2 separate regions of the Homo sapiens genome follow, and region 2 is linked to region 1. The links are chromatin loops, found by intact Hi-C in ENCODE. Cell type or tissue: heart left ventricle. All regions are shown on one strand. Links, peaks and the distances in the headings refer to the core of each region. The heading gives the core; the rest is flanking DNA. Region 1 has its middle 88 kb from the start of WDR1. Region 2 has its middle 140 kb from the start of WDR1.

What was found. A loop is a pair of places that touch in the nucleus more often than their neighbours do. Peaks named below come from ENCODE experiments on the same cell type or tissue, not always from the same donor. Only the 100,000 strongest peaks of a DNase experiment are listed, where the experiment ranks them.
Region 2: it touches region 1 in a loop (4-fold over the local background); 5 of 110 quality-filtered maps call a loop at or near these places.

The regions. Positions count from the first base shown.
Region 1 is chr4:10,199,917-10,208,841 of GRCh38, reverse strand. It overlaps the pseudogene LOC100129344. Among named protein-coding and RNA genes, the nearest start is that of WDR1, 88 kb to the right of the region's middle. In heart left ventricle, for the core only: no CTCF peak of the experiment used is centred there; a DNase peak (open chromatin) is centred at 3,961.
Region 2 is chr4:10,251,206-10,260,130 of GRCh38, reverse strand. It overlaps the pseudogene RAF1P1. Among named protein-coding and RNA genes, the nearest start is that of WDR1, 140 kb to the right of the region's middle. In heart left ventricle, for the core only: no CTCF peak of the experiment used is centred there; no DNase peak of the experiment used is centred there.

The DNA.
Region 1 (8,925 bases), core at 724-8,723:
ACCTCCTCATGGCAAACAGTTGCTCTTTAGAGAGCCTCACTCACCTGTCTGCTCTGTAAAGGGCAAGGACTGTTGTTAAGAACATGCTGCCTGCATCCTGAACCTCCCAAGCATCATACAATCCTACAGGTAGACTTGTGAACTTGATCTCCATTCCTGTCTGCCACAGTCTGAGTAGGGACAGGTGTGAATGGAGCTTCAGTGATTTCTGTGGCAATCAACATTAGGATAAGGGACAGAAATTTAAGGAAGAGTTGAAGACTGGAGTCTGCAACAGCTTCTGGGCATGAATGTAGGTGACTTGGTACCTTGAAGATCTTGTTGCATACCAGGGTATAATCAACACACCTGCAGATCATATTGGGGCAATACAAGTATCAGGTAACATCAAAGATCATAGAAGTTAGAAAAACATCCAGTGAGTTTTCCCCCTGAAATTATCTTTTTCAAGCCCTATGATAAGACTTGCATACATTGAGTGGAGGTGGCTTACTGAACCTAAGCTCTGGAGTGTTCATTCCTAGGCTCTGCCTTTTCCCTCCATCACTGGCTTGAGCATTCTAAGTCATTCTAGCTATGAAGAATGTGTGAAGACTGGCAGAAGGACCTACTTCTGGCAAGACATTTCTCCCAACTGGAGGTGGTGGATGGATATGTGGCATGTTCATGAGGCACCAGACCCAACAAGAAGTCCTGCTGCTGTCATTGCCATCTCTCCCTGTGGTTGCTCCTGGCATCTCACAGGCCTGGGCACTGGTTAAGGGAAGCTAGTGGGTCACTCCTCGACTGTTCATCTAGACAGCATCCTGGGCTAGGACACCACTTCTAGAGAAACTTGGATTTCTATGTGAATGTTTTTATACCAGTAAAAATACCCTGCCCCCAAAGTGTTGGGACAGCTGCTCCAAGGGCTCAAAACAGTCCTAGAATGGTCCCTCTGAAACACTTGTTACTTGGACTTGGGGTCAGAAGAATGCCAAACACAGAAAGCCTCACTGATCACTGGTTCAAACTGAGTAAATCAGTGGGGCAGGGATCTTCTTTCATGTGCCTATTCTGGAGTTTTAAGTATGGAAGGGATGTCATTCTATATTTGACTGCATTTTTGAAATTGGTCTTTAATCTTCTGGAGTCCCATGTCAGATGGGAGTGTACTATGAAGTATGTATTATGGCTTTCATGCAACTTATGGTATATCTTGGTGAATAACTACCTCTTCTGGCATTTAGTGCCATTCTGGAAAAATACATTCTCTCATTCATCCTCATTGAGGGTCCACTATCAGTTTTCTTTTTAATGGGAAAAAGTATACATTCAGTCTCACTCTCAAGGTAACTCTCCTGATCTTTGCCCCAATATCATTTGCAGAGGTCTCAATTATGCTGACATTCCCCAGAAGAGCCTGCTGGGTCACTTACTGGTATCACTTAAGTCAGACCTGGGCAACAGGAAAGTAGGAAGTACCCTGGAGAACACCTGTGCGCCAGAGACAGGGAGAAACTTATAAGCCCAGGGGCTCAGTGACATCACTGATGTTTTTAGTTATCTAAGGAATGCAGGGACGTTACTTCCAACTTTGAAATTATGGGAGAATTTCTTGCATCTTTTTCTCCTACCATGAAGTGTACTTTCAAAATAGGTAGGATTTTTTGGATTTCAGAGAAAGCATACGTCACACTCGACTACTCCAAACCATTTTTCTGGGCTCAAATGGCTAAAAGTTCTGAGGAGGACTCCAAGAAAATGAGGGCTCCACAGCTAGTTTTGGTCTAAGCTGTTACCATGGATGTAATCCCATAAGAGACAAGGCAGGAGAGGATGTCACGGGTGCTCTCTAGCAGACTCCATAGCAAAAGGTATATTGCACACCCCTAATATACTAGCCTAAGTCTGCACCTTTTTCAGATAAGCCTTCTACTAGCTATCTCTAAGCATGTTACTGGGCCTTAGAAAGTGAGCTCCTGGCCATGAAACATCAGGTAACTGTTTATAACTGCTCAGTATGAGCTAGGTGCTGTGAAGTCCCATCCAGGCAAACGTTCTAGTAGGCACAGAAACAGTGTTATAAAGTATTTGTACAGAAAGGCCAGATTTAAGTTAGAAAACCAGGCGGCTCAGATTCCCGTCATCCCCCACCTCACACTGGGCCCCTTGCCATCTGCGACAGTGTAGGATACTCAATCCCACAGCTACTGGCAGCTTTCTACACACAGGATTCTAATCACCAACCGTGCAACACCATTCTCTTTCCCATGCAGGCATTCCTACGTTAGCAAAGACGTCCGGGACAAAGACAGTTCTGGCCTTAGTGTTTCTACTGTATGCCGTAAGAAAAACGTCTGGATTCTGCACAATACAGGGCATTTGAGAATACCCGCAGAAGCACTGACCAGCACTAGGAGTTAGAAAAGCTGTTCTTGATCAAGCTTCCCCTTCTGACTATGAAGAAGCCAAGAGGCAAGGAGTGAACTCCAGAAGTCAAGGGGAAAAACATGGAAATCCCAGATTTAAACAATTGTCAGTAGAAACTGAACAGGGACAGCAGGCTTCTAACTCCCAAGCACAACTGCATTACCAGGAACATCAGTGAAGGGGACTAAGAACTGTCCCACGTGATGATGATGTTCTCTGCCAAGGGAATAGAGCAGAAGGCAGTGACAGCCCAAAACCTAGCATACCAATTCCCCCATTACCTTTAAGACTGCCACCAGTTAACCTGCTTCACCAGGACATACTGCAGGGCCCAGGTCCAACACCTGGAGCTGACCAGAGGCCAGAAATTAGACGTGCAAGTGCCTGCTTGCCTTTACCCTAGCCAAATCAAGATGTATTCCCAGCACAGCTGAGAACAGAATCCAGAAGTCATTACAAAGAGTCAGGTGGACAAGGGGTAAATGTCTAGGTTGAAGAGATGGATCCTCCTGAAGTGGCTCTTCTGAGTTGTCCGCCCTGGAAGAGTTCAGTGCTCTCTCCTTGAGGGAGTTCATACAACTGTGGTGGCAATGTCTGGTCTAACATGGCAATAGAAATTCCTGAAGATCAGCTCAGGCAGAGCTGAATGGCTAGAGAAAATGGAGCACTTAAGTCACCCACTAGAAAAACTATGCACAAGTGCATATCCCCCTTCCCTAACAGAAAGGTCCTCTCATCAGGCTTTTCAATATGGCAGGAAACAAGGATTTTTGGCATTACGACTAGGGTAATAATTGGTTTCCACTCCAAAGGGTAGTCCAGATGCCTCCCCCTAAGGATGTACTTCATCTTACTCATGGGTAGGCCAGAAGCCTTCAAGTTGACCCCATACACCTGCCAACAATGACACAGTCATGGCAATAAGTACCCAGAACCTTTTTGCAAGTGTGACTGTCCAAATGACCAATGATGGACTGTGAGTCATACATTTTATAAGATGAAAGGTCAACTGTCAGGTCCGTGTGAGCACACAGCCATCTCATATTTGCCAGTACAGTCAGCTATTATGTTCCAAGTGCCACTGACTATTCTGTATGTACCTCCACATAACTCTCCTGGTGTATGTAATGTATGTCTGCTTGAATTCAGATGGAATGAGATGTACACCTCCAACTGTGAGGTGATCTCAGCTGCAAGTTTGACATTGCCATGCATTTGGGATTATTTACATTTACATCTGTCATTTCCTAAAACCTTAAGTTGGATTCCTCAAGCTAAAGGTTGCCTTTAAGCCTCTGAAGAACTGGGAAACTTGAGACTTGAAAGCATTCTTGAGTGAAAGAGTAAAGAACTAGAATGAGAGGTAATGTAGTTTACTATCCAAGGTTACGGTTGTCTCGGAAGAAGTTGAGGCAGATGTTGACATGGAACAGAGCCACCTAGAAGAGGCCTCACAAGAGAGGACACAAAGCAGGACACAGTCATCCTGCCTGCCCCAATGCGTGCCCCAAGCAAACACCCACAGGCTCCCATACTCCCACTGTCAGTGAGCTGCCAACACTTGGAACGCAGCCACCTGGCGATGGGGTGTCACTTCCAAGTGTACTGCTACCATATTATAGGCTCTAGGACAAGCTCGGTCACTGAGCAGCAGTCACACATGAGCCTTGGTCCCTGAAGAACTGCCCATGGTGTGAGATTACAGTGCCAGTTATTTTTTATGAAGAGATTTGTACAACTTGTGTGAAGGGACAAGTCATGAAGGATTCTAAAAAAACCACAGAATCCAAAAGTATTCTCTGCAAGTGTTGCAGAAGCCCGAACTATCCATGGCAATGACACATTCCAACCAAAAGTCTCATGCTCTATTACTGCAGTACCTCGGAGCAGTTGAGTCATTTTCTCCTACATCTGTCCTGGTCTACATTCTCGTTCTTGGGGTAAGTAGCTCCTTGGACATCAAGGAGTCATCAGGAGATCTGGGCTTTCTTCCTTAACAAGGCTTTAAAAGATACACTTGGTAGAGGGAACTAAATAAAGGACTTAAAGCCAAGAAAATCTGTCATGATTCCCTTTTAAGAGATTCTATGACCAGAGAAAACCCTTCTGTGCTGCACCTAGTGTTTGAACTTTGTTTTGGTCATGAGACATTTATCTAATGATTTTTTCTTATTACTCAGGGCCTTGGGGCCCACTACTGCCATGGGTTAGCCAATCGCTGTCTCTTTCTTCTTTTCTAGTTCTAGCACAAGCCAGTGAAACCTCCAGTACCACAAGTAGACCTCTCATCCCAGCCCCCACACGACTACAGCTCAGCCAGGACCCAGATAGAATCTCACACTCAACCACACCCACCTCACACTGGCCCCAGTGCTGTTGGGGACACTGCAGGACACCCGATTGAGTCACAGCCCAGGAAACAACCCTGTTGGCAGGAATTTCTGATGACCAGTTGTCCTAGACTCCACAGGGCCCCATCCAGCCCTGCCTATGCAGGATCTGTCATTAGGGTTAAATATCCAATAGACATATTCTGTATCTTCCCCCTAAGAAAGAAGCAATTCACAAGCCTTCCATAGTAAGTCCTTACTTCCCTCTTTTCCTCAGTCTTTCCTGCTAGTATTAGAGTTCCCTTCAAATACCAAAGGTCAGGCGGACTAAGGAGAGAACAAGTATTGGAGACATCATCACGCTTGACTCAAGTGACATTAATACCAATCCATATTGCCACAGGTCTGCACAGATGCACGGAAGAACAATCAGAGGTTAGAATACCAGAAAATCAGAGCAGCTCAAAAAAAAAAAAAAAGCACTCCATGGCCTGGAGCAAGTCATATCATGGAGGAGTTCTGACAACTCTCACTGCCTCATGACAAACAGCTGCTCTTCAGAGACCCTTCACTATCATGTCAGCTCTGTAAAGGGTGAGGGCTATTGCTTAATCAAAAGAACATGCCAGCATCCTGAACCTCCCCAAGCATAATCCAGTCTTCCTCCAGAACCTTTGTGAACTTGATCTTCGTTCTATCTGCCAGTCTGAGGAGAAAAAGTGAGTGCAGTGTTAGGAATTTTGTGACATTTACTTCCTTCACGGTCAAGGGACAAATTTAAACAAGAGTTGAAGGCTGGAGTCTGGCACAGCTGGGCACGTGAGAATAGGTGATTATACAATGGTATGCAGCAAACTTTTCCATGTCAATTTTATCAATATTCCTGCAGGTCATATGGGCAGTTCTAATCAGGCAACATTTAAGATCAGGTAGATAAACTCATCTGAAGCCAGCTTTCAAATACTGAAAAAGAGGTTTGGGTACACAGAGTAGAGGCAGCTCACTGAAGGTAAACTTCAGTCTTTCAGTGCCCAGGCTCTACTACTCGTCCACCCCCCACCCCTACTACTGGCTTGAGATTTTTTAAGTCACCTTACAAAAACATGAAAATTTGCAAATTCACAACTTGATGTGGTAGATGAATGTGGCATGTTCAGGAGGCAGCACAGCCCACAGACAACCAAGCCCTTCACCCATAGACACCCAATGGGAGAACTGCCAAGACACGCTTGGGGGTTCCTTGAGGAAGCTAGTTTGCTGTTCAACTGTGAGATTTCTCTTCCCAGGAACAGCATGACATATCTAGACATTTTTGTCGACTCAGGTGGTGCTAAAGACATCTAATACAACAGGTAATCATGCTGCTAAACATTTTACAATGAGGACAGCCACCCACAATGAAGTATCCAGAAAAAAAAAAAAACTCAGTACAAAGCTAAATAGTTTGACCTGGTTAGCAGCTTTGACACCAGTTATGTATGTAATATGAAGCCTTTGCAGGCTTTTGTGAACACAAGTAAATGCTCAAGTTTAAGGTTCTTCTGGCTGAAGCATAAAGCCTCACCATGGCTGCTGGAACTCCTTGCCCAGAGCTGAGAAGTAAGCCACCTTCAACCTGTTCCCTCAGTCTCCTAAAACACTGCCCTTTGCTGTCCACTGTTGCCTACAAGGGTCTGTATACAGACATGAAGATAAGTGAGTTTGGTGTTACTATTTCTCAACTGGGGACACTAATACAGGGATCACATGGTGACATCTTGCTAACTAAGGTTGGGAGACCAATCTGACCCCTCTTTTGACTTGGGGCCACACCTGATGTGTTGGGTGCTGGAATGAAAACCAGGAGCCACAGTAGTATGACTCGGGTGAGGAATGTTCCCCATAGTCAAGGGCAGTCCAGGTGTGTCCCGAGGATGTACTTCACCTTAGTCATGGGCAGGGGCACAGCCTTCTTCTATCTTAAGTCTAACCCTCACACAAGCCAATGAGAACCACACAGCCATTGTAGAAAGTACCAAGGCCTTTGCTGACACTGAGTGTGCACAAAAATGGAAGTGATATCCCTGAGTCATACAACACTCACATGAAATGAAATCTAGAAGCCTCACAGGAGCCTAAGATACAGAGTAGTTCAGGCACTACTGCGCTGGCTTTCCCCCATGCTTGCCTCAGGACACTAGCCCAGAAGCTCCCATATCGCACTTCTACTCAGTGAAGGATGAGGATGCCTGGGACCCACCCACCTGATGGGGTGTCACCTCCAAGCACACTGCTACCATATGTTTGGCTCTGTACCTACAAACAGCTGGGTTCTAGATCCAGATCACTCAGCAGAGGTCAGACGGGAGTCAGTCTCTGAAGGACCTCAAGTGCCATGAGATCATTAGTGTTTCCATGGAGGAATTCATATTACTTTCTACATTAGGAACAGGAGACAAGGAAACCAAAGCAGTCAATACTGTATTCATTCCCTGCAAGTGCTGCACAAGTCCAGAAGTAACCCTGCTCCTGCTCCTGAGTGACAGACACACTAAGCAGCTGCAGCAGTTGAACCTTCCACCCACTGGGCTCCTGGCTGCATTGCCAGACTCTCAAACAGGTTCAGAGACATGTGTTTCCCCATCTGGGTCCTTTGTCTAGATTCTTGGGCTTAAGTAGCTACCTCAACACCACCAAGTGGGAGACCTAGGACTTCTCCCCAAAGGAGGCACCCTAACTTGAACATGCTAACATTTAACTCATAGGCAAAGATGGCTAACTGGTATGACGAGTTGAACACTAAAGGCTTTGGAGGATGAGAATTGTTATGACTTTCTATAGACCATTTTATGACCAAGAAAAAAATCCCTCTCCTGGGCTGCACTTATATTAAAATATCATTTGAACAATTTTCCATGATGTTGCTGAGATCCATTTTGGTCAAGAAACATTTATCCAATGAGTTGCTTGTTACAGCCTGATCTATCACCGACATACCAGAAGGCAGCTGAGGGCCATCTCTACCATCTTGGCTCTGCAAAAAGCCTTCCCGAGAGCCTACTCCCATGAGTAGACCAAGTACTATCACTGCAGATCTGACAGCATTCTGGGCTGGGACATCTTGCCTAGCCACACCCACCTCACAGCCACTGTGCTGTCTGTGACACTGCGAAATACACTAACCCAGACCCAATGGCAGGTTTCTCTAGACAGGACTCCAACCACCAGCTGTACAACACTGCCATCCTCTTTTCCATGAAAGCCTTCCTGCATGAGCAAAGACTTCAGAGATAAATACACGTCTTTTTGGGGTTTCTACCCCAGGTCATAAGAAAAGCACCTGGGTGGTGGACAATACCTGGAGATTTAAGAATGCCTAAAATAAACACCAACCAGCATTAGGAGGTAGAAAAGACTTTCTTGTTCAAGCTCTACTTTTGAGTATAGAGAAGGCAGGAAATAAGTGGAACTCCAGAGACAGAATAAGCAAATCCCAAGTTCAAACAAGTATTAGTAAACACCAAAGAGGGTCAAAAGCAGGCTTCTAATCCACCAAGCACAACTGCTTTACCAGGAACGTCAGTGAAGGAGAACAAACCATCCAAGATAAAGCACTCTGCCCAAAAGCAGAAGGCAGTGAGTACCCCAAAACCTTAGAAGACTCCAATTCCCCCATGACCCTCAAAAACTGCCAGTTAACCTGTTTCATCTGGACACTGAAGGCCGGTTACCCCGTTACAGCTGAGCATCAAAAGCCAGAAATTAGATGCATAGGCACCTGTTTGCCCTCGGCCACCCAAATCAAAAAAGGATATTCCCAGAAGTCATTACAAAAGAAGTCTGTAGTGCACAAGGGGGGAAGTGTCTGAGACGTTCAGAGGAGACAGATCCTCCTGAAGTGGCTCTTCTGAAAAGGGATGCCTGCCCTGGGTAGAGTCTGCTGCTGTCCTTGAGGGAGTCTGCACAACTGCAGTGATGACTTCTGCCCCAGAGGTTTTGCTGGCCTCCCGGGACAGAATCACAGCAAGGGCTGGGGAAGAGACAGTGCAATCTCCAAAGGCAGCCTATGGAGTCAGATGGTGTGTGGTCTGCCGAAGTCTCCCTGCAGGCAGAGGTGGTTTTGTTTACCTCCAGCTTCATGGTAGAAGAGCCTGGATCCAGAAAAGCAGGAAGGGCACGTCAGTGCATTCTTCTTGCCCCCTGC
Region 2 (8,925 bases), core at 294-8,293, 52 kb before region 1:
CATCCAGAAGGGAATCTCAAAAGGTGATTCACCTTTTCTAACCAACCTTCTATTACCAAATGGAGATGCCAATAAGGCTGAGAACAATGGGGACACTGAAATGAAGAACCGCCTGTAGAGCCAGGAGGTAGAGAAGGTACATGCCTGCACTGACCTCATCGACTCCCCATAGACTCCAGGCATAAAAATGTGAACTTCCCCACTTTCACCGTCAAAGACCAGATCTCATGCAAGAGCCCCATTCTGAAAGCTATGGGGAGAGTGGCTCTTCCAGGATGCATGGTCTTGTCACACAATGTCTGCTGGTGTTGGAACTGAAAAAACTTGTACACAGATATGAGCAGAGAAGCAAGGTCACTCACCAGGACTTTAAACATGAGATGTCAGATGCTTTGGAAGTAGAAAGCAAGTCAATAAAGCCCAGAATGTCATCACCAGGAATTGGTAGGAGATAGTCATGAGCTGATGAATGTGCACATCAGATCCCCACACACCTAACAGGCCACCTTAATACAACAACCTGAGTGGTTTATGGGCAATCAGCCTGCTGCTACAGAGGCATTAACCACTTCTCAGGAGGTAGACCCTGACACATGTAGCATTAGTCACATTGACAGACTCATCTGGTAGACAAAGGTACTGAAGACAATCTGCTTTTGCTGTGGTATGAAATTTTCTATCACCTAAAAGGTGTAAACTACAATGGAGTCATTGCTGAGGATGAAGTAGCCCCACCAAGTCTGATGATTGAATCCTCACCAGCTTTACTCTCAAGACAAACAGATATGCAAGTCCTCAGGGCTCCACAGCTGGCCAGCGAGGTCTGATTGTCATGTAGTTCCTAAGTGCAGGAGGAAGGGTTTGCACCTTCTGGCAACTCTACTGACCAACAGTAAGTTGGTCACAAAACTAGCCCAAGGTTTATTTTCTCATAGCCATTCCCCAGGACTTCTTAGCCTTCTTCCCAGAAAAACAAAGAGGCTAGAGACCAGACGAAAAGAACAGCTGTGTGTTCCACCTAGAACTCTTCACTGGCTCAAAGTTTGGGCCAAAGGTTAGCTCATCTGACAGTGCCACTGCAGAATGATGGTTTCAGCATTGTGCCCCATGTTTCCAGCCTCCACCTGTCTGCCCACAGAAGGTGCACTGTTGCCCATGGAAGCACTCTCTGCCTATCTCATTTCTAGTCGTGCCTAAGCCATCCAATGAAGATGTATAGAAGTGGGGTTCCAGCTCTTGTCCCCTAGCATTTAGGTCTTAGCATCCTCAGGGCAATTTGAACAACAGATGTCACAGCTTCAGAGGATATCCAGGTTCAGTACATAATGACCTTCAACACGGATGGAGGTCACTTCAGCCAGTTTAAAAAAACAACTGTTTCTCAATAAAGCCCCTCTATCAGTTTATAAGTTCAGGCAAGAAAGCCACTACAAGAACTCACAGGATAAGGTAGTCACCTAAGGTACACAGTCATTTTCAGAAAACTAAACTTATAGAGCAAGAAGGAAATTAAGTTCAAGACAGTTGATAACTTCGAAGACAAAGCAGCAGATGGTGGCCAGAACAAGAACATGAAGTCAAAATATCCATGAAAGCATTCAGCTTAAGATATGGTACTTATTAAAATATGAGATAAATGGGTTAAAAATAGCTTGAAGATAAGGAAGAAAGTTCCTACACCCAAAAGCACAGAAAAGGGGAGGCTAATATGTGGAGGAACAAGGGGCTGATGTGTTCGTCACTCATTCCTCTCATTTTAGTAGTCAAGTGCACTATGGAAAAAAAAGATGCTCAGACATTTTGATTCAGGATACATCCATGATCATGGACATGTGGTTCAGAGACTCTGCCACTGGAACAGCTCATCTTTCTAACTTATGAGAAACAAGCAATGGGACTTGCTGATGCCACAGTAGGTCTCACTCCAGAAGTCAATAAGGCTTGCAGAAGGCAATGCAATAGTTCTGTTATTTTTAAAATAACTTCCATTAGTATCATCCATCATCCCTACTAACTGGAATGTACACATTGATCCAGAATTCTCTGAAGTTCAGGACTTCGTAATTTCTGAGAACTAACACAGATCAGAAATATCCAGTGTTGAATTCCTGAGTCAATCTTGAAGCAACTTCAGATGCTCACAATGACAGGCAGTGTTAAATATTATTTTCATTTGTAGACAAATCTTTCCTCCAGCAGGACTTAGGAATTAAGTATAACAATTTCAGATGGAACCCATGGCTTTCAAAGAAGGGGGGGCAGCACATATGGCAACTACCCACTCATGAAAGTTACAATGACATGCAACATCTGTCATAGTCACATGTCCCGTGATTGTCAGGAAACTAGAAGGCTATGTGCCATCCTTCTGCAGCATAATAAAGTATCAAGGAGTTCTCCTAGTTGGACAAATCCCTCAACTCACCAATTTCACCACAGGAAGGAAAAGCAGGGATGTTCCCTAAAGAGGATAAACCTATGTCAATCTTCTGGAAACCATGTCTGAAGCTCAACCTATGATCAGGACAGAAGGGAAATGCTTGCCAGATATCGGAACTGCCAGTGGCAACAGCATTCACATGTTGCCAGGTCCTTGACCTTAGGTTTTCACCACTCAAAAGGGACCCCACAGAGAAGACTGAAATCTTGAGGTCTGAGAACCATGGATGTGGGAGCCAGAGGAAAAGACCATGATAACCCATGTCCACCATCAATGGTACTCATGCTATGAAATCCCCCTTGGGGTAAAAATCTCCACCAGAACACATAGGTGGTGACAAATCTCACTGGACCATCCTAATCTCTGGATTTAAAACGACCTCCTTATGCATCCATAAGGAGTCTGTCAAAGGTCAAAAGGTGACCTAGTTTGTATCCATCAGTGGCCCAGATGGCAGTGATCAAACAATGGCAGAAGTAGGCAAAGCCCAGGCCAGTGTGATTGGCACCTGCTTCCACTAGAGGAAGCAGTGTGACACTGGCTAAGCTCCCTCAAATCGTGATAAAGTGATATCTGCAGAGAACCAAGTCCTTTCATAAATAGGACATTAATCGTCCAAGTAAGACAAGGTACACATACTTCTTACCAGCTCAGAGAATGACAAGAAGCATCCCTTACAAAACTACCTATAGAAGAAAAAATTTCAAGTCCCATTTCTCTGTAATGGAAGAGTGGGGCACGTGGCAATGAAAAGCAAGAGGCAGTGGATATCACAGGAGTGAGGATCAGAAGCTTCTAGCCTCAGGAAAGTATGAGGAAGGTTTCTTCACTAAGCTCAAGGTCAGGAAGTCAGTTGGCTGGGCCTTAGGTCCTGCGCCCTGAGGCAGGGAGCTCCAGTACCGAGATACTGGGGCTGCCTAGGGGCCTGTCCTCTGGGCTTGAAACCAAATCTAACTGCCTCCTTCTCCCCAATATGGTGGAGAGAAGGAATGGAGGAAAAGCTGCCCTCAGGCAACAGGACACTTGGTATAGCCTGGCTCCTTCAGGTTTAATAGTTTCAACAGTGTCAATGGAGCACACATGGAGCTTGAAGAACAAGCAGCAAGGGTTCTGTATTCTAAGCCTTGGAGTTTTATGGCTCTAGCTACATCTGCCTTACAATTGTTCAACCATTTATCTATCAGCACCAGGCATCAGACGACAGCAAATTCAGATTCTTCTAAGGCAGGCAGCACTGTTTTCTTGCCAATAAGCAAAGAACAGTGGTCAGTGTGCAAAGCAGAAGGAGCTCATGTGGCTGCCTCGTGAAAGCACTCAAGGTGAGAGGCTGCAACCACAGTGCTGTGTTCAGACTTAATGGACACGAGGGTAAAAAGGCATTTATATTGGAATACTGATGCTGCCTGATGGGGGAAGAGCTTCAGGTAGATTTCCTGAGTCATGTTCCCCTTACAACACACAACTTTGCTCAGAAGACACTCCTGAAGTTTACCTTTTGTAACATCAGAAATTCCTGCTAAGTGGATTTCAGCATCATGCTCGTGGCTACAAGTTTCATGAGCACTATAGCACTAAAGTACCCACTAGGCACGTGGGCTGGAGTAATATCGGACAATTCATTTCCAAACTGGCTACAGTGAGGTCCCAGCACTACCTTCTTTGACAATGTATCATACGTGACAGTCTTTCCTGGATGCCTGTTAGCTCCCAACAGACATTCTACACCTCATGCTTTCATATTCAATTCCTTCAGCCCCTCTGAAGGTTTCCTCTCCCAGAGAGAGGGGTCAACATCTACGCTTCATGTCCACGTGATCAGCATCACCACACCTGTGGACAGGAGGATGATTGAGGATGCAACACCAAGTCACAGTCAATCTGCCTTCCCTTCACAGCCCTACCCCAGTGGTTCCAGCCACCTCAGCCCAGTGAGCTGGTCCACAACCCAAACCCCTGTGCCAGCACACAAGGAAAGTCACTGAGCTCTGGGATCCAGGAGAAAAAAACGTTAGACCTCATGGACAGATCCATGTTCTTCTGGGGAAATACAAGCCCATATAGTGGCACGCTCTGCTTAGATCAGGTCAGGCTCTATCAGAACTGTTTCAGGTTAAGTGGCAGAGGCAATGCAGTCAAGATCCTCCAAGGTTGTCAACCTGACCCCCAGAGCAGTTCCAGGCCTTCAGAGATGAGGTGGCTGTCCTGAGCAGTGTAGGACATGTGGACATTCTGCTCTTGTTGGGGTTCATGACACAGGACAACCTGGCATTGTGACCCAGTGCTGTGAAGGCAGCCTCTACAGCTACCTGCATGTCCAGGAGACCAAGTTTCAGACATTCCAGCTAATTGACATTGCCTGGTAGACAGCTCAGGGAAGGGACTAGTTGGCATGCAGAGAAGATCATCCACAGAGACATAAAATCCAACATATTTCTCCATGAAGGCCTCATGGTGTGAACTAGAGACATTTTGGTTTGGCAACAGTGAAGTCACACCGAAGTGATTCTCAGCAGATTAAGGAAACCCACAGGCAATGGCCCCAGAGGCGATCTGAACGAAGGGTAAAAACCCACTCAGCTTCCAGTCCCATGTCAATGCCTATGGCATCTCATTTTATGAGCTGATGGGAGGGGCACTTCCTTTCTCCCACATCAACAACCCCGACCAGATTATCTTCTTGACAGGCTGGGGGTATCCCCCCATTCCTAGATCTTAGCAAGATACACAAGAACTGCCCGAAAGCAATGAAGAGGCTGGTAGCTGACCCAAAAAGGCCTCTGAAAAACACCAGTTTTTCCTGAGGAGCCAACTGCATTGACCAAGACCATTGCATGCATTCAACATCCTCAGCCCAGAAAGGCTTGCTGTTCTGACTGGCCCCATGCTTCAGAGGGGACCACAAAGAGTTGAAGCTGACGTCTCATGAGCTGAGGTCAGCACAGCTGCCAGCAGAGAAAGACTGTTTCTCACCTCCAGACACAGTAAGGTGTATTCCAGACAGTTCCCACCTCAACCCTTCCCTAGCAGCACCCATTGTTCGAGTTTCCTGACCACCTCCACCAGAAAGTATTTTTAAGTATGAATTTGAAAGGAACTAAACCTCGAAGCCCAAGACCAGCAGCTGCTTCCACATTACAAGAGTGCTCCGGCTCATGCTCTTACCCTGCAGTAGCCAGGCAGGCCCTGCATTAAGACATGCTGATGGGAATGATTTCAGATTTCTGTTCCATGGATTGAAGAATCCTGAGCCTTTTCTGGCCGGAGAAGGAGCAATTGTTGACCATAGAGCTGTAAGCTTCTCTTTCAATATGTTTGCTATGAATCAAACATTCTATCATAAAGTCTGTGGATAGTACTGATTATTCATACTATCATTTTCTTCCTCAGGGTGAATTATGAAGCCTCTACTCCAACCACAGAGTTTCCCTGAAGTTTCCAGAACAGATTTAAGTCTTGCAGCATGGAAACACCTACTTTACAAAGTATACTGACATTTAGGAGACTCGACGGTCTGAATGGCCCAAGGAGGAAATAAACAGTTACAGAAAAAAAGAGCCAATCGCTGAGGTTACTAGGACAGTGCCTAAATAATTTTCCCACTCGGATTTAACAAATGAACAAAGCCAGAACAGTAATCAAACTCACCAGATCCCACAAGGAAACAGGACCTAACATAGCCAGTGCACCACATCTCCAGCTGAGCTACAAGTCACTGCAAGCTCTACAGACATTCCCGACAGAGCCCAGCGTCAGAAGATCAGCTGTAAACAGAGCAGGAAAGAAACTACGTGTTTCTGGCTTCAAGCACAAGTCCAATGCAGGGCCTCTTCCCTAAGGTACATCATCCTGACAGACCGTTCCAGCAGCACAGGAGTGGGACTGGAGAAATGCAAATGTATCACAGTATATTCAGAGAAGCAGCAACCTCAGATTGGTACACATGTATGTTTTACTCAAAGCTGCCTCTACAAAGCTGCTGACCCACCCAGAGTATAGAAGAGAGGCCCTTGTAACTAAATATTGATGGATCAAGGCAAGGTCTAGAGCAGGTACAATGGGTTTGGGAAGCCATGGATTAGGACCAATCTCAGTCCATTGAGATACATGAATAAGAGCCCTAAAACCCCTCTGGAGTAGTTTTGAGCTTCTACACAGCAGCATAGCCTCTCCCTTTCTCCATATTCCCGAGTCCAGCTCATCAGTGATTTGAAGCTCAGCACACTCACAGAAATGTGGAGAGCAGACTACAAAGTCCACATCTGAGAACCCAGTGTGTGAAAGCTATGGGAAGAAAACCTGCATGGCCTAAATTCACCTAAATCGTCTTATGGATATTTGCAGGGCAAATTGAAGCAGAAATTTCTTCCAGAGCATCAGCAAGGTACAAAACCTCCCTGGACAACCTGAAATACTTTGACAGGAATGAACTCATTTCAACACAATAAGACCACGAGACACACAAGCTAAAGGGCAACCTACTACACAGGTTCACAGAATGAGAAGCAGAAAACCCACATAGACTTCTGTGGGCATGGGAGACAGCCTTGGAAGCCTTGGTGGGTCAGGGCAGTGTCCAGTTCAACCCCACACCTCTGATTAGATCTACAAGGCCACACAGATGATTTCAAATACATCTCATTTCCTTCTGATTCAGGCCTCGGAAGACCCCAAGGGGAAGGAGTTCTCATGGGTCACTATAATCCATGAAGCTGAAGTTGAAATATAGAAGGCAGAATTAAAGTTACCATTTTTTTTTAAACACCATCTATGGTCCTTTCAAAATTGTACAAGCTGTCAGTATCACCTGCACATGAGCAATTTAGTCTTTTGGAGGAGTGAGAAGTTTAGGTCTTTTCCCAAAACAGTAAGACAGTGAAGACTATTACTCATTAGTGTCAGTGTATTAAATGATATTAAAATATTTACAGAAAGAAAACTAAGACCTCAGCATTCATTCCACTCTGGTGTTGCTAGACAGATGGTCAATTTCCCCCCTACTAGGGATCAAGGTTCAGATCCTCCAACAATCTAAGATGGAGGAAGATAAGAAGTCTCATTGGAGTTATGCTCTGGAAAAACGGTTCCAGCAGAAATTAACTTTTCAAAATAGAGGATGACCTCTACCCACTGACATGAACCAGGAAACGTACAGGGTTTCCTACAAAAGACAATTCACTCTTCATCTTCAGTGTACAAAAGTATTTAAGTTGAGCAGTCATAAGCAGTACATCTGGAACAAGATCGTGAAGGTCAATTTTAACTTAAGCTTACACCTTATAAAATTAACAGGGAGGGGAAGCCTCACCCATTTAAAGGCACGACCCTGAAAGGTCAGACGTGACTTCTGCATATACTTCATCAAGAAGTAATGTGGCCATAGCTTATCCAATATAGCAGACACATCTTATTTAATTGAATTAACCTACAAGGAAGTGTGACCCCGTTAGTGGAAAATTCAGAAATACTGGCTTCTTCTCTGCTGCCCACTTCACAGGTCAGTGACCCTCTTCACCCTCTCCCCTGTACAAGGCAGTAGAGGCCAGATGAGCAAAGAGGCATCTTAGGACAGCACCCACCCATCATTCTTCTTGCAGTCATGGCTGAATTTTAAGGATTCACTTAGACTACTCTGCTATGATTTCAAAAATGTACCACATGATATGGTTTGGCTGTGTCTCCACCAAAATCTCATCTTGAATTTTAATCCCCAGGTGTTGAGGGCAAGACTTGCTGGGAGGCGATTGGATCATGGGGGTGGTTTCCCTCATGCTATTCTCCCGATAATGAGTTCTCATGAGATCTGATGGTTTTTTAAGAGACTCTTCCCCTTCTCTCCTCATGCTTCTCTCTCCTGCCACCAGGTGAAGGTGGTTCTTTGCTTCTCCTTCCACCATGATTCTAAGTTTCCTGAGGCCTCCCCAGCCATGCTAAACTGTAATTAATCTTCCTTTTATAAATTATCCATTCTCAGGCATTTCTTTATAGCAGTGTGAAAATGAACTAATACACCATTCATTTTTCACTTTAGTGGGGGTTTGCTGTATGCGTGAAGACAGAACAGTTCTCTTCACAAATACGGCCTTCTAAAAAGACTCCTCTTTTCATCTATGTTATTTTTCGTTCAGTTTGGGAGGCAGGGTGGGTGCTGGTATCACAAGATGTCTCTGACAGGAAGGAATTCTAGAGCATCCAGCCATTAGGGCCAGCCACCTGGACTATCAACAAAATCTTCCATGTCCTATTGAGGGGAGTGATCTTCATGAGACATCGGTATGGTGTCAGTTCTTTTCGACACAGAAGAGCGCATCTATAACCAGAGGGGCAGAGCAGCTACATCAAAATGGAAAACAAAATGAGGCTCATCACTGGCAGTAACTACTTAGTTGTGCAACTAGTTGAGGTCAAGATTCAGGTCGTCCTTAAAACCTAAGATGGGGAGAGGGAACACATCCCATTGGAGAGTCACTTTCAAAAATGGTTGGGGG